2 separate regions of the Homo sapiens genome follow, and region 1 is linked to region 2. A link is an interaction called in ENCODE POLR2A ChIA-PET data of the cell type or tissue named here. Cell type or tissue: HepG2. All regions are shown on one strand. Each heading gives the region's core, and the rest is flanking DNA. Links, peaks and the distances in the headings are about the cores only.

Evidence for each region. ChIA-PET counts read pairs that join two places held together with the same protein. Peaks named below come from ENCODE experiments on the same cell type or tissue, not always from the same donor. Only the 100,000 strongest peaks of a DNase experiment are listed, where the experiment ranks them.
Region 1: POLR2A ChIA-PET joins it to region 2 with 5 read pairs; 3 of 35 experiments call an interaction of 5 or more read pairs at or near these places.

Annotation. Positions count from the first base shown.
Region 1 is chr9:32,482,881-32,490,524 of GRCh38, reverse strand. It overlaps RIGI (RNA sensor RIG-I), which reads left to right. Exons shown (of 18, transcript NM_014314.4): 6 at 1,074-1,181; 7 at 1,638-1,791; 8 at 2,322-2,580; 9 at 2,892-3,054; 10 at 5,246-5,350. LOC124902138 (a long non-coding RNA gene) reads right to left here. Exons shown (of 2, transcript XR_007061449.1): 2 at 5,382-7,644. Among named protein-coding and RNA genes, the nearest start is that of RIGI, 39 kb to the left of the region's middle. In HepG2, for the core only: no CTCF peak of the experiment used is centred there; a DNase peak (open chromatin) is centred at 3,154.
Region 2 is chr9:32,423,065-32,430,708 of GRCh38, reverse strand. It overlaps ACO1 (aconitase 1), which reads right to left. Exons shown (of 21, transcript NM_002197.3): 9 at 7,290-7,390; 10 at 6,044-6,160; 11 at 4,712-4,871; 12 at 3,273-3,408; 13 at 1,206-1,290; 14 at 135-291. Among named protein-coding and RNA genes, the nearest start is that of ACO1, 42 kb to the right of the region's middle. In HepG2, for the core only: a CTCF peak has its summit at 3,070; DNase peaks (open chromatin) are centred at 3,048 and 4,278; H3K4me3 peaks cover 477 bases.

The DNA of each region.
Region 1 (7,644 bases), core at 1,219-6,218, 60 kb before region 2:
TTTTTTGTTTTGTTTTGTTTTTTTGGTCATTTCAGAATAAAATCTGTTACCCCTTGGAAAAAAAAAACAGATACATGAATATGAGTTGCTTTAAATTTTCTGACACGTGAAGATTCTTGCATGCCTTTTGTTGTTGTTGTTGTTATTGTTTTTTGAGACTGAGTCTCTCGCTCTGTTGCTCAGGCTGGCGTGCAGTGGCACAATCTCAGCTCACTGCAACCTTGGGTTCAAGTGATTCTCCTGCCTCAGTCTCCCAAGTAGCTGGGACCACAGGCATGTGCCACCACATCTGGTTAATTTTTGTATTTTTTTTGGAGAGGTGGGGATTTCAGCATGTCGGCCAGGCTGTTCTTGAACTCCTGACCTCAAGTGATCCATCCACCTCAGCCTCCCAAGTGCTGGGATTACAGGCATGAGCCACTGCACCTGGCCTTTACATGTCTTTCGTGTGAGTTTAATTCACTTAACCTTTTAGAAATTCTCCCTTTCTCTAAAATGGGTAGGTTAGACTCAGTAGATAATTTCCAAAGTCTTTGCTAGCTCTTAATGATTTATATGCCTACCTGTTATTGAGATAAAGCCTTTGATTATTTTTTAAAACTTCTGGTTATGTTGAGAGAAAATATCATTTGAGAACTTGAAGAACGACAAAGCATTATTGCTCCTTAATAAGAAATTGCTTTGAGAATCCAATGTTAACAGTTTGGTTTTCTTCAAAGATCGTGGGAGGATTTGTTGCTTTTTTCACATACAGCATTGCCTTTAGTAGACAGCTTGTCTTACCCTGAATGGGGCCATTCTTTCTTTGGTTTCTGTTAGCCTTCCATGATTGTATAAAAAATAATTCATGTTTTTTTTTTTTTCTTTCTTGCCATCAATACTTTGTCACTGAGAGAATTCTGTACTTCAAATTAGTGGAAAAGCTAGAATGGTTACCAAGAGAAAGGATTCTAAACTTTCTCCAATGAGGATCTTCTTGCTGGAGTCAGAATTTGTGGACATTAGACTGTAGCTATTGCCGTGATTCCTCAGAGCAGGAACTGTTTGGTAATTTTGCTCCTTTTGTATTCCAGAAGTGTCTGATACAAACTTGTACAGCCCATTTAAACCAAGAAATTACCAATTAGAGCTTGCTTTGCCTGCTATGAAAGGAAAAAACACAATAATATGTGCTCCTACAGGTAAGCCTATTGCCATTACTTACATAGTTTTTCTGTTTGCTTCCTTTTTTTTCTTTTGTTGAATACTGGGACAGAATGGGCAAGTTTCAGTTTTTTCCTTGTTCCATGTGTCTTTTGAGAAAACTGTCCTAATATAATCCTAATGTTTTTTATGGGATTATGTAATTAATTAATTATGTACATTAATGTATTTAATGTATTTTCTTTACCTTTCATGAGAAGGTAAAGAAAAGTGTCCTCTTTTAGCTTGCTTTTGGGTCCTGGCTGTTGGCATGCTACTTAGGGAGCAGCTTGATATTTTTTAGTCATAGTGTAAATTCTGTAATCATTAACATATTTAAATTATCAATTAATTAGTCAGCTCAGTGGTATTAGAAGAGCCAAAAATAAACACCTTTCCAGAGAAATATCTAATATATGAGTTACATGTTTTCTTTTTTCCTTACATGTTAAAAGGTTGTGGAAAAACCTTTGTTTCACTGCTTATATGTGAACATCATCTTAAAAAATTCCCACAAGGACAAAAGGGGAAAGTTGTCTTTTTTGCGAATCAGATCCCAGTGTATGAACAGCAGAAATCTGTATTCTCAAAATACTTTGAAAGACATGGGTAGGTATAATAGTTGCTTCAACTTCTTTTTCTCCAGCTTCATGTAATTGATGTGTTTTCTGTTTTGTTTTTGACAAATGATTTAAAAAAATTTATATTAGATTCAGCTTTTTTATAATCCAGATGTTATCCCTTCATGGATTCAAGTCTTTTTTGTTAGATGTACCAGAAAACTTAAACTCCCCTGGTTTGCCCTTCTATGGGGAGTAAATGACTTCAGGAATAAATTTGATGTTTACGTGGCACATTTAACTTCTTTAGTGATTTTATAATTTATTTGATATTATTCTTTTACGTACTCTTTTCTCTCTTAGTGACTTAAAATAATATATAGTACTATAAATTACAACTAGCTTGGATTTATTGATCTCTTACTATGTGTCAGGCTCTGTGCTAAGGACTTGCCTACAGCTATTCTTCTTTTGGACTCAGGGAGAATTTAATCAGTTGATGTTCTGATCTAGCATTTCATCTTTGTGGTTCCTTATCCACATCGTGGTTAGTAATATGGAATTTCTGTCATTTCCCAGGTATAGAGTTACAGGCATTTCTGGAGCAACAGCTGAGAATGTCCCAGTGGAACAGATTGTTGAGAACAATGACATCATCATTTTAACTCCACAGATTCTTGTGAACAACCTTAAAAAGGGAACGATTCCATCACTATCCATCTTTACTTTGATGATATTTGATGAATGCCACAACACTAGTAAACAACACCCGTACAATATGATCATGTTTAATTATCTAGATCAGAAACTTGGAGGATCTTCAGGCCCACTGCCCCAGGTATCTCCAAAGTCAGACGAATGCTTCAGAAGAGCTATAATCTTCCTAACTCCTATTTTCTTACTCTTATGGCCACACTGAAGATGTCCTTCTCAGGTCCCAAGTCCATATTGTACAACTCATTATGAATTTTGTTTCCTTTATTCATTTGTTCACTTAGTAAATATGCATTATGTGCCTCCATGTGCCATACACTGTGTGTTAGTAAAAACAAAAAAACGCCCTACCCCAGCAGGAAAGAGTTATATGAGGGGTTGTGGAAACATTGTACCATTTCTCAGACATCTAATGATTTTGAATGCTCCTTACAGGTCATTGGGCTGACTGCCTCGGTTGGTGTTGGGGATGCCAAAAACACAGATGAAGCCTTGGATTATATCTGCAAGCTGTGTGCTTCTCTTGATGCGTCAGTGATAGCAACAGTCAAACACAATCTGGAGGAACTGGAGCAAGTTGTTTATAAGCCCCAGAAGTGTAAGTTGGATCCAATAACAAGCCTTTGAGATTCTGTTACTCTCTACTACCTCTAGTTCAGAGCCATCTAGACGAATACTGAACTTTGACCCTCTCTCTGTTTAGTAGAAAATATTTAACCTTGAACTTGAGTAACAGTCACATTTTTTAGCCTCTCTAACTGAGCTCTCATCCCAAGCAATGGATGAACCTCAGAAGTGGCCTGTAGAGAGCAAACATTCTTCCTCTTTGCTTCCAAAAACCTCTTATAAATGTACTAGCAATGCAAAAGAGGTGATGAGAGAATTTAGGCATCAGATAGCCAAGAGCTGGGCTCACTCAGCCTTTTCCCATGCTCTGTGCCTGTGTGGTCATCACTGTTTGAATATGTATTTGATCATTTTAGTTGAAATGGAATGATCTGAATTCATGATGTCACTCCTCCAAAGATCAGATATGATTTTTTAATATGACTAACAGTTGTTTATTGATGTTATTATTACACTAACCCTGAAAGGAAGAGAGGGATACAGAAAATATATATGACTTCACCCTTGCTCTCTGAGTAGTATGTGACTGTATTTCTGAGGTAGAACAAATAGACATGTAATAGGGAGTGGTGTAGATAAGTTCCTTTTTGAAGGCTGCTTGTAAGTAAGGATTTTGATGTACCTGATCCCAACTTTTCAGTGTCACATATGAATTTCTTTACAATCCGGTTCCTCCTGCCCTCTGAGCTTCATCACCTCCAAACATTCATAAACCCAACCATGTTGCATTCCTCTGGGCTCCTCAATCATGCCGTGTGCTTTCTCTCTCCCACCTTTTGTCTGTGCTTCCTTTGTACATCACTGCTCTTTTTTTTTTTTCTTTTTCTTTGCCAAGTTGTGATGGAATATACATGACTACTCTTGCTTTCTTCTTTCTTCTTCCTGTATTTATTCTACAACTCTGACTTCCCTGGAAGAATTAGGTGTTACTTTCCCTGTGTTTTGTGACACTTTGCGTGTACTACTTCTTTTTTTTTTTTTTTTTTTTGAGACAGAGTCTCGTGCTGTTGCCCAGGCTGGAGTGCAGTGGTGCGATCTCGGCTCACTGCAAACCTCCACCTCCTGGGTTCAAGTGATTCTCCTGCCTCAGTCTCCTGAGTAGCTGGAATTACAAGCGTGTGCCATCACGCCTGGCTAATTTTTTGTATTTTTAGTACAGACAGGGTTTCACCATGTTGGCCAGGCTGGTCTTGAATTCCTGACCTCAAGTGATCCACCCTCCTCGGCCTCCCAAAGTGTTAGGATTACAGGTGTGAGCCACCACACCCGGCTACACTTTACATGTACTTCTGTTAGAGAACTGCTACGGTTAGTTAGCCATGTATATTTCTCTCCCTTAAGATCACAGCCCTGTATGGAGCATGAAGTGTGTTCTTTCAACTGTCTATAATCAAAGCATGGCACATTGCAGGCAATTAATAATTAGGCTGAAATAATATATTGATAAATGGTAGGATCAGTGTGAATACTGCTGGGAGCTGTGTGGGGAGGGAGAATATCAAAGCACAGAGACAGGGTTAGATTGTGGCACTTGCAGAGACATGAGAGATGCCCGCCTCATCAGAGAGGAGGTAACAGGACAGCCACAGTAAGAAGCTGGTTAGGCCGGGTGCGGTGGATCACGCTTGTAATCCCAGCACTTTGGGAGGCCAAGGCGGGTGGGTCACCAGCTCAGGAGTTCGAGACCAGCCTGGCCAATATGGTGAAGCCCCGTCTCTACTAAAAATACAAAAATTAGCTGGGCATGGTGGTGTGCGCCTGTTGTCCCAGCTACTTGGGAGGCTGAGGCAGAAGAATCACTTGAACCTGGGAGACGGAGGTTGCAGTGAGCCGAGATCGCGCCACTGTACTCCAGCCTGGGTGACACAGTGAGACTTGGTCTCAATCAAAAAAAAAAAAAAAAAAAAAAAGAAGCTAGTTAGACCTACACCATGAAAGACAGGTGTTAGAATCAGTACAAGAAGCAACAGGGAGCCATTGCATTTTGAGCATTTGTTGTATCATCTGGACCACCTGCCAGTTAGCCTGGAACCTTAGGTTTTTCAGAGGAAGTATCAAAGGCAGAGAAAGGTTTTAGAGATACCTACTTTGAACTACAATCTGTCCTTCCTGAAAATATACTCACTCTTTTTTTCTTTTTCTTTTTTTTTTGACGTCTCTAGTTTTCAGGAAAGTGGAATCACGGATTAGCGACAAATTTAAATACATCATAGCTCAGCTGATGAGGGACACAGAGAGTCTGGCAAAGAGAATCTGCAAAGACCTCGGTGAGATAAATCTCATATTTTGTGTTCTCTCTACTGGGGAATAGCCATTTATTGTTCACTATCGTCTTTTTGTGTTCTCCTTAGTTCAGACAATGTCAAGACCATATCCAGAGGTTGTCTTCCTTGATTATAGGTTATTTAGGAGCCTTATATGTCCTCCTCTATTCTTTCTTTCTTCCTTTTTTTCCTTTTAAATCCAAAGTAAGTTCATCCAGACACATGCACCTGAAAAATAACCATACTTAAGTCAGTTCATTGCTTTCTCTACCTTCTAAATCAGCTTTCCCTCCTGACTTTCCTGTTCACCTGAATGAAACCACCATTCCTCTACTGGCTCAGATTTATATCTAGGGACAATCACCCAGCACATTTCCCAGCATTAAAGGAGTGCGACTAGAGATGGGCCAGGGGAAGACAGTGAAGGGCCTGGATTTGAATTTTATCCTAAAAACAATGGGGAAAAAAGTGAAGATTAAAACTGATTAGTGACGTAATAAAGATACCAGTGAATGAGAAGGACCAAAGAGAGGCAGTAGAGATGGATTGGAGAAGGAAGGAGACACATGTGAGATGCTTCCAACTGTGAGTGTTATGATTGAATGGCTAAACGGATTTGGGTGGGGATGAGAAAGGGGCAGGAGGGGCTGATTTCCCCCCAGGCATCTGGCTTAGGCACCTCTATGAATGCCAGTGGGTGGTCCTGGTACCAGGACTAGAAGCAGCCTTGGCAGGTACAAGGTTTTGAGTTTTGAGTTTTAGGGATGTTAAATGTGACGTCTGTAAGACACCTCATGGAGTGTCTCCTCTCACACTTATTTTGCTTTTCTCTCCCCTTTTCTTTCACAGTTTAATTTCTATTATAATTGTTCTAACAGCCTTCTAGCTGATTTTGCCTACCTCTGCTCTCTCTTCCATTCAACCTCTCATGAACTAGTTAGTCTTCATGAATACATTTTATCATGTCCCTGTCCTGCTTAAAAACCCTTTGCCTACAGGATAATCTTCACGCCTCTAACCTGCAGTCTGAGCCCTGCCTGAACACCCAGGTTCTACTTATCTTTCCAATGTTATATTCTACTACTTCCCTACCTGAATCCTTTTGATTTAGCAGTTTCCCGAATGTGTTCATGCATATGTTCATTCATTTAGTGCTAAGGAATGGGCTAGGTGATGGGAATACAGCATGAACCCTAAGATACAGCCCCTGGCCTCAGGGCATTTCTAGTCTGATGGTAAGACCAAAATTAGAGAAGTAATACTAATACTAAAGCAGCTGGTGTGGTGGGGGTGATAAGGTGTGTTTCAGGCACAGGGAATAGCATATGCAAAGGCCAGGAGACTAGAAAGAGTATAGGGACTTCCATTAGTCCTGTAGAATGCTGAAAGGAGAGTGGCCAGAAATGAGAAGCAAAAGCAAGCAGAGGCCAGAGCATGGGGAGGAGTGTGTGAGCTGGGGCAGGATTTTGGCTGCAGGACCACTAAAGGCTTTTAAGCAGTGGGGTGGGATGATTTCTCATCTGCAATTTTGCAAACTCCCTCTAACCACTGGGTAGAGTATGGGTTAGAGGGAACAAGGCAAGAGGAAGGGAGACCAGTTTGGAGATTGTCATATTATCCAGCAGCACACTGATGTGGTTTGAATTGGGGAAGTAGCAGAAGGATGGAGAGACGGTGATGGAGTCACGTGAGTTTCTATTTTCTTACTCCTCCCACCTCCCGTACCCTGCCTCCACCTTTTTGCCAGTCCGAATCCAGTTAGCTGCTCATCTCTAAACTGCTTAGGCTATTTTTACACCTACCCAGGTTCAATCAGTACCTGTTGGCTCATCTTCTTTACTGCTGGCCACCTCGCTGTAGCTGCAACTTGGAAAGAAGCATGTCAATACTACTTGTTTGGGTAGCCTCCTTTGTTCCTATTATTGAAAATGAATGAGTGAGGGGAAGAATTTAACCCAGAAATACAGCTCTTGCTTGTGACTTTTGTTGTACTGTGCTCTTCATGAGGAGCCCTGGCGAACTGATACCAGAGTAACTCACAGACTCAGCTGCTTGAGAACACAGCCATAGTCTCCTCATCTTATCCCCAGCACCCTACACAGAGCCTGGACCACAGCAGATGCCCCAGCTTTGAACCAAGCAACTGAGGCTTATCCTAGGAGATGCACACAGACAGATGCATGTGTGATAAGTGTCTTTTGAGGGCCGATTCTATGCTTGGCCCTGAGAATGCTGCTCTGGAGAACAGGAGGCCCAAGTTCACAGCAAAGCAGAACATAGGGTGAACTGAGTCCTAA
Region 2 (7,644 bases), core at 1,453-6,452:
TAAAGAAATTATTCTCTTCTTTGTCTTATCCCTGGAGGCTCTATGCTTCATTTCTTATTAAGGAAAGCAGTTTCTTCTAGTAATATTTCTGAATTCACTGGAAAAAAATTATGGCTGCACAAACAAAATCTTACCCAATGGCTCTTTCTCAAAGTCGATTCTGATGGTTCCAGCAATTGCATATGCTATTACTAAGGGGGGAGAGGCTAAATAGTTGGCCCGGGTGTTGGGGTGAACTCGACCTTCAAAATTCCTGTTTCCAGATAGTACTCCAACAGCTACAAGGTCTCCCTGAGTAAGGCAAGAGAAAAATCAGGTCACTAAAAGATACTGACTAGGCTTCTTGTCTCAGACCATTGGCAAGAGTTTCCACATCGCAAGGATACAGTCCTTTAAGCTGCCCTTTCACTTGGTTCTCTCCCACTAGAGGGGAGAAGGGTACACTGGGGTGTCCCCATGGGAGATACTCTGGGTCAAAGGAAGCAGAGACATGTTTAGTGATTTCTGCTCACGAGAAAATATCAGGTAGTTAGAAGGCAACATACTAGTTATTGCTGCCTGGGGCCCAAGAACAGGTGGGAAAGACCTAACAGTTGATCGTTAAAGGAAGTCACAATGCACAATTATAGAATACGTAGATTCTATAATTAATGCAAAGCAAACCAAATAATATCTTTCAAGGTTCAGCATTTTGGGGATAAAAATCAAGCCAAAGCAATTTAGTTTAGATTCGTTTGTGTGGAGACTTGTCTCACTTTGAACCAATTTTCAAATTATTTGGGTTGGTGCAAAAGTAATTGTGGTCTTCATCACTGAAATGGCAAAAATCACAGTTACTTTTGCACTAACCCAATACCTATAACAAACAACTGTAGAGCCCTTTGTAGTGAAAACCAGCCAGTACTGAGCACTTGAGTGCCAGACACTGCACTAAGTGACTTATGTTTATCATCATCTTAATTCTCACAACTCTATAAAATAGATACTATTATCATCTCCAATATACAGTTGTGAAAACCCAGGCACAGATAGGTTAATTAACTTGCCCAAGGTTACCCAGCTAGTAATTTTAACTAAACTCAAAAGATCATACTCTAAACCACATCCCCTGCTTCCATGGACCTTCTTGAAAATATCAGCATTTTTGTCACATTACATGAAAAGAAACAACTGCTCTGAAGACCTGCAGGGACCTCTGCAATTACCTGTGTGATGGCTTCTACCACAGGTTCAGGTAAAGGCCCACTGTTGCCAATGCAGGTCATGCAGCCATAGCCCACCACGTCAAACCTAGACACCAAGAGAGAAGCACACACACACAAAAAAAGAATAACTTTCAGTGAGCCCTTCTGCTGGCCACAGTTTCCAGAGACCACTGTTCAAAAAGGAATTGCAGTGCATGAACTAAGTTCAGTATAGTGCTATTTCTAAAAGTTTCATTCTTGAGAGCATTCTGATATATAACATAAGAATACTATTCATATTTTTAACTTATAAAAAGGAATCAAATTGAATGAGCAACAATTTAAAAAAGTTGAAATCATATATGCCATATCTTCATTAACTACTATTATTGTATAATCCTAAGGAGATTTGAATTTTATGAGGCACATGAATAAAATATATGTCATAAGTCAGGAATAATATGGAAATTGGAGAAAGCGTATTTGGCAACGAATACATTCATGCACTGCACAATGTTTCTGTTAGTGATAGACCACATATACCCAAATGTATATGTGGTATATAGCTGAAAAATTCCTATCACCTAGTGATGTTGTAGCCATCGTGATGTCACAGTGCAAGGCATTTCTTGTTTATGATGATGCTGGTATAAACAAACTCACGCTGACTTTTTTTTTTTTGAGACGGAGTCTCGCTCTGTTGCCCAGGCTGGAGTGCAGTGGCGCTATCTCTGCTCACTGCAAGCTCCACCTCCCAGGTTCATGCCATTCTCCTGCCTCAGCCCCCCAAGTAGCTGGGATTACAGGTGCCCGCCACCACGCCCGGCTAATTTTGTTTTTTTGTATTTTCAGTAGAGACGGGGTTTCACCGTGTTAGCCAGGATGGTCTCGATCTCATGATCTCGTGATCTGCCTGCCTCAGCCTCCCAAAGTGCTGGGATTACAGGCATGAGCCACCGCGCCCAGCCATGCTGACTTTTTATTGTTCTTTTAGAGTGTACTCTTTTTGTTTATTAAAAAAAAAAGCAAACCAGTTAAGTGTAGAACAGCCTCAGGAAGGTTCTTCAGGAAGTATTCCAGGAGGCATTATTATCACAGGAGATGACAGCTCCATGGATGTTATTGCCCCTGAAGACCTTCCAGTGGGACAGATGTGGAGGTAGAAGACAGTAATACTGACAATCCTGACCCGGTGTAGGCCTAAAGTGTGTGTTTATCTCTTAGGTTTTTTTTTTTTTTTTTTGAGACAGGGTCTTGCTGTCACCCAAACTGGAGTACAGTGGCGTGATCATAGCTCACTGCAACCTCAAACTCCTGGGCTCAAGCCATCCTGCAGCCTCAGCCTCCCGAGAAGCTGGGACTACAGGCATGCACCACCATGCCTGGCTAATTGTTTTACATTTTTTTTTTTTGTAGAAACAGGGGTCCCACTATGTTGCCCTGGCTAGTTTCAAACTCCTGGCTTGAAGCAATCCTCTTGCCCTGGCCTCCCAAAGCACTGATATTACAGGTGTGAGCTACTGGGTCCAGCCTGTCTTGGTTTTTAACAAAAAAGTTTAAAAAGTAAAAAAATAAAAACTTCAAAAATAGGAAAAAACTTATGAAATAAAGATATAAAGAAAATATTTTGGAACAGCTATACAATATGTTTGTTTTAAGCTAAGTGTTTTAAGAGTCAAGAGTTTCAATAAACTTAAAAGTTTGTAAAATAAAAGTAAGCTACGGTTTACATTATTGAAGAAAGAAACTTTTTTTTATTAAGTTAGTGTGGCCTAAGTGTCCAGTGTTTATAAAGTCAACAGTAGTGTGTGGTAATGTCCTAGGCCTTCACATTCACTCTCCACTCATTCACTGACTCAACCAAAGCAACTTCCAGTCCTGCAAACTCCATTCATGGTAGGTGCCCTAGAGGGCAAGAGGGCTCTCTTTAGATGGAATGTAAGGGTTTAAGTCTAACTACCAACTGATAAACGACTATGCAATTAGATATCATCAGATAATCTCACATCTGTTACAAGGTGACACAGCAAGATACATGAGGGATACAATTCAACAAAAGCAATGGTGCAAAAGAAAACTCTCCCTCACCCAAGCTGAGACAGATAAGGCATGACTCCGCTTTCTTGTAGGTAGTAGGTGACCACGCCACTCCCAGGAGACAGGCTAGTTTTGATGTAAGGCATCACGTTCAGGCCAGCATCCACAGCTTTCTTTGCTAACAATCCTGTGAAATGGTAAACACAGATGCAGTGTGGGAGGCTGCCTGCTCTAGGTGCCAGGCACACTTCAGAAAAGAGCCTGATTTTCTTCAGTCTGCATTTCCTGCCACCACCTGACCACGCTCCCTTCATGTTGGCGCTATCTGCTGTTTCTGCTGCCAAACAGAAATCTAAAGGCTCCCTGGCCAACGGTCATTTAGATATATGCAGTAAACTCAAAGCTAGGCAAGGAAATGAAGAAAGAGATTTGCTTACTTTTTTTTTAAAGAGATAAATGTAAAACCATTTAGGAATATATTACAAAATGAGTTTTTAATTTTTTTTTTAGAGGGAAAATCATCTTTCTAATTATGTTTTATTTGGATGAAAATCATCATTGAAGGAGCCCTTTCTGAAACTATATCAGCTGTGTGCTGGCTGGCAAGGAACGGTCAGCCAAGAAGTAAAAATCGAGTGTTCAGATATATCTTGAAGTGGAGGATCTGCTGGACTTTGGCAGATACAGAGACTGCTACTGGAACACTGGGTGCTCTGTCTTAGGAAGTATCACAGAAGTAGCAAAAACATGAGCAGTGGGGGTGGGGACATGAGGGGACAAAAAGCCACAGACAAGCTGGTAACTTGTCTACAGAAGACTGGTTTGCTCCAGACCAGACAAGGAAAGCTTAGGTGGCAATACACGGACTCAGGCAAAGAAGGCTTTCCTAATGCCCGTGTCTGCTTCATAGAAAGGAACTGCTGACACTGTCTGGTCTGTGGATGGATATAAGAGGAGCTTTGGGGATGACTAAAAACTTGGAAACTAAAGAGACCTTATAGTAGGGAAACCACATATGTAAATATTAACAACTCAACCAGAATTGCGAAACAGGCCAGTGGCCCCAGGTTTTATCAGCCAGTGCCCTGTGCCCTCACTGAGAAACACCTCCCAGCATTCACGTCAGAACTCAATCCTGCTGCTCAGGGGTTTCACGGAGAACAAAGTCTGTGGTAACACTTTATTTTTCTTCCAAAGTCTGACACAAGAATGTAGGCTTTCCCAGAAATCCAGCTTCCTTTGCTTTCCTCTACTTATTTTCTGTGTTAATTCTCAAGAGAGACTATTATGCAGTGTGCATTCGATTTTAAAAACTTTGCTTTGGATACTATTTATTGTGTAGATATTTATGGGCCAATAAATATCTGTATCTGGAAAAGACGAGGTTCAGGGAACTACATGTACAACTCCGCCAAGGCCCTGGGCCCTGTCTCGGGCTATTTCCACCTACACACATGTATGACCATGAGGATGGAGTCAAATGCACTTACCTGCCCCTAACATCACAGACGGATTACTGGTGTTTGTGCAGCTAGTAATGGCAGCAATGACCACAGAACCATGAGCAAGGGTGAATTCAGTGTTATCATAGATAAAGGTCTTATGGTCATTATGATGTTCAGGAGCAACTTGGAATCCTTTAAATCCTTGCTAAAGGAAGAAAAAATGTATATTATATAGGAATATATTTATATAAGATATACATGTATCTGGCTAGAGGAAAATACATACATATAGTCAACAGTTCTCACTTGAGAAGAAGGAATACTTTGGTAACTATAATTTTAAAGGCCAATTCTTAACAAAAGCATAAGTATCTCTGCAAGTAAACTCTGAAATGCTACAGAAAAATTACTCGTTTGAAATCTTTACAAAAAGCAGTCATGATATCTGAGTCTTACTCTGCACTGAAATTAGTAACAATTACTTCCTTCCCACCTCAAAAATGTAAATGCTAAAACTACAAATTTAAAGTTAGTCTAAATTGAACTCAATGACATTATTGTACAGTTTAATGGATATGGACTGATTAAGACTATGGATTCTAACCTTATGGAAATTTAGAAAAAGGCGCTATTTTGACCAGACTCAATTAATCATGATCAACAACGCAAACAAAGTACAGCTGAATATTTGGCATAATACTGGTGTCTCACAGATAAAATCCATCATACATCTTAATCATTCTTTTGGGAAATGTTCATTGAAAATCTACCGCATGTAAGATACTGTGCTAGGTACCTTGCGGGCTCCCAAGGTGATTCAGACACAAATCCTATTCTCACACGTACAGTCTAGCAACAGAAATCATACATGCAAATAAAGTACCAACAATGTAAGTTAAAGAATATGGAATGCTATCGAAGTATTTCAGCCCAAGCACCATGAAGTGTCCAATAAGGGAAAGGGGACTTTCTGCTATGAGATTCTGAGAACCCAATGCAGAGTAGCTGGTATCTGAACCAAGTCTTATGGAGTTCACAGAACAGAGTAATATGAGTTGGAGAAGAGACTTTCAGGCAGGGAGGGGCATGCACAAAGGTGCAACAGCTAGAAAACCTCGGGTGAGTAAACAGTGTGGTGAGGGTCCTGTGAAAAGCAGACATGCTTAAAAAGGTGGGTTGAGTTGTGTCTATGATGGCTCTTGCCGCTTGGCTCGTGACTAATGGAGGAAGTCATTAAGGACTTCAGAAGGAAGAATAAACACCCTCAAGCTTCAGGCTACAGGAAGATTCATGTCAAGTGGGATGAAAGCCTGGACGCTGAGTAACCAGGCAAGAGGTAGAGTTGAGAGGATTCAACCTCTTCCCGCAGGCCCCTACCTTGGCTCCAAGGCAGCTCTCAAAGTCCTTTTTCATGTCGGACACAGCAACTTTGTCCTGAGGCCTTTTGGGTCCACTACAGCAAGGCACTACTGTTTTCAAATCTAATTCCACAACCTGTTGACCCCAAAGAAAAGAAATTATAGAATTTACATTATACCCACAAAGAGGAAACCCAAAGCATGTCAGAGAATTTAAAACATGACAACCATAAAAATAAGCAAATAAACTACCACATTCCAAAACAAGGAAGCCAGTGTTTCTCTTAATCCTCTTAATTAATCTTAAGTGATTAATTTCCCAAGATCATCATGGGCACTTAAGTAGCAGGAGACAGGCAGGCAGCCTTGCCACCTCTCAGAAAGAACAGGGTGGGTGCTGCAGATGCTCAGTGTCCTCCACTCGCCCATCCTTGGAGGCAGCTCATCGCGTTTTATATGGCTAAGTTAGGCCGAAGGTGGGTTTTCTATTGAAATCATACATAAACCATTACACTTCTAAGGTGATTTCGGAGGGATGCAGCCGTTAAGTTATCAACACCAGGAAACGGGCCTTAGTCTAACTGAACATTTCCCCTCCTCAATGTATTAAGAAACCAAACATGGGTCGCAGGGCTAGTTTACCTTGTTGTCTAGAAAAACGTGGATTCAGTTTACTGACATGTTTGTACCTTCACTTCTTTCTAGGTCTGTAATAATGATGGTTTAGCCTTTAAACAGCTCTTGTTCCACTAGTGAAGTCTCTTTATTTTTCTTTATATTTCAATAGATTTTTGGGGAACAGGTGGTGTTTGGTTACATGAATAAGTTCTTTAGCGGTGATTTCTGAGGTTTTGGTGCATCCATCACCTGAGCAGTGTACACTGTACCCAAATTTGTAATCTTTTATCCTTCACCTCCCTCCCACCCTTTGCCCTGAGTCCCCAAAGTCCATTGTATCATTCTTATTCCTTTAGCAAAGTCTTTCAGTGGTCTTCCACATTAAGAGGTGTGAATCAGTAGTTCAAATAGGGAAGCACACTTAACCTACAATTATTAAGCCAGTAGGAATGTAAGAAGTTATATTATTCTGTTATGTTTACAATTGCCTTATCCTTTTGGTTTTTCAACCTTCTAAAACTCCGTTCTCTTGTAATGCCTTGGCAGTGACTAATTTCCTACTAGCGCATTCCCCCAAGAAAAACCACCACTAAAATCGCAGCCTTGAGGAAGAGGAAATACATGCACAGTGGAAGGCACTCTCATACCTGGGTGAAGTCTGGGTCTTGAGAAGGGTCATTGAAATCTCGAAACATTCCTACAGCCTGAAGATATTTTTTAATATACTTTAATTTTTCTTCATCACGACCTAAAAGGCATTTTAAGGAGTAACAAGTAACATAGGTTAGTATTTCCTGGTTGAAGTTTATAAACTGATACTTCCATTAGCAATTATGTAAGTACGCAACATACGCTGCACTTACACACACACCAACAGCTCTGTCAATTTTTAGGCTTCCAGGCTAATGGTTTGACTCTCCCACTGATGCTGCTTTTTATTAGGGGCCATTAATGAATGTGCTGTTCCTATCAAAGTGACTGTTTTCTGAAAAAGATTCTGGT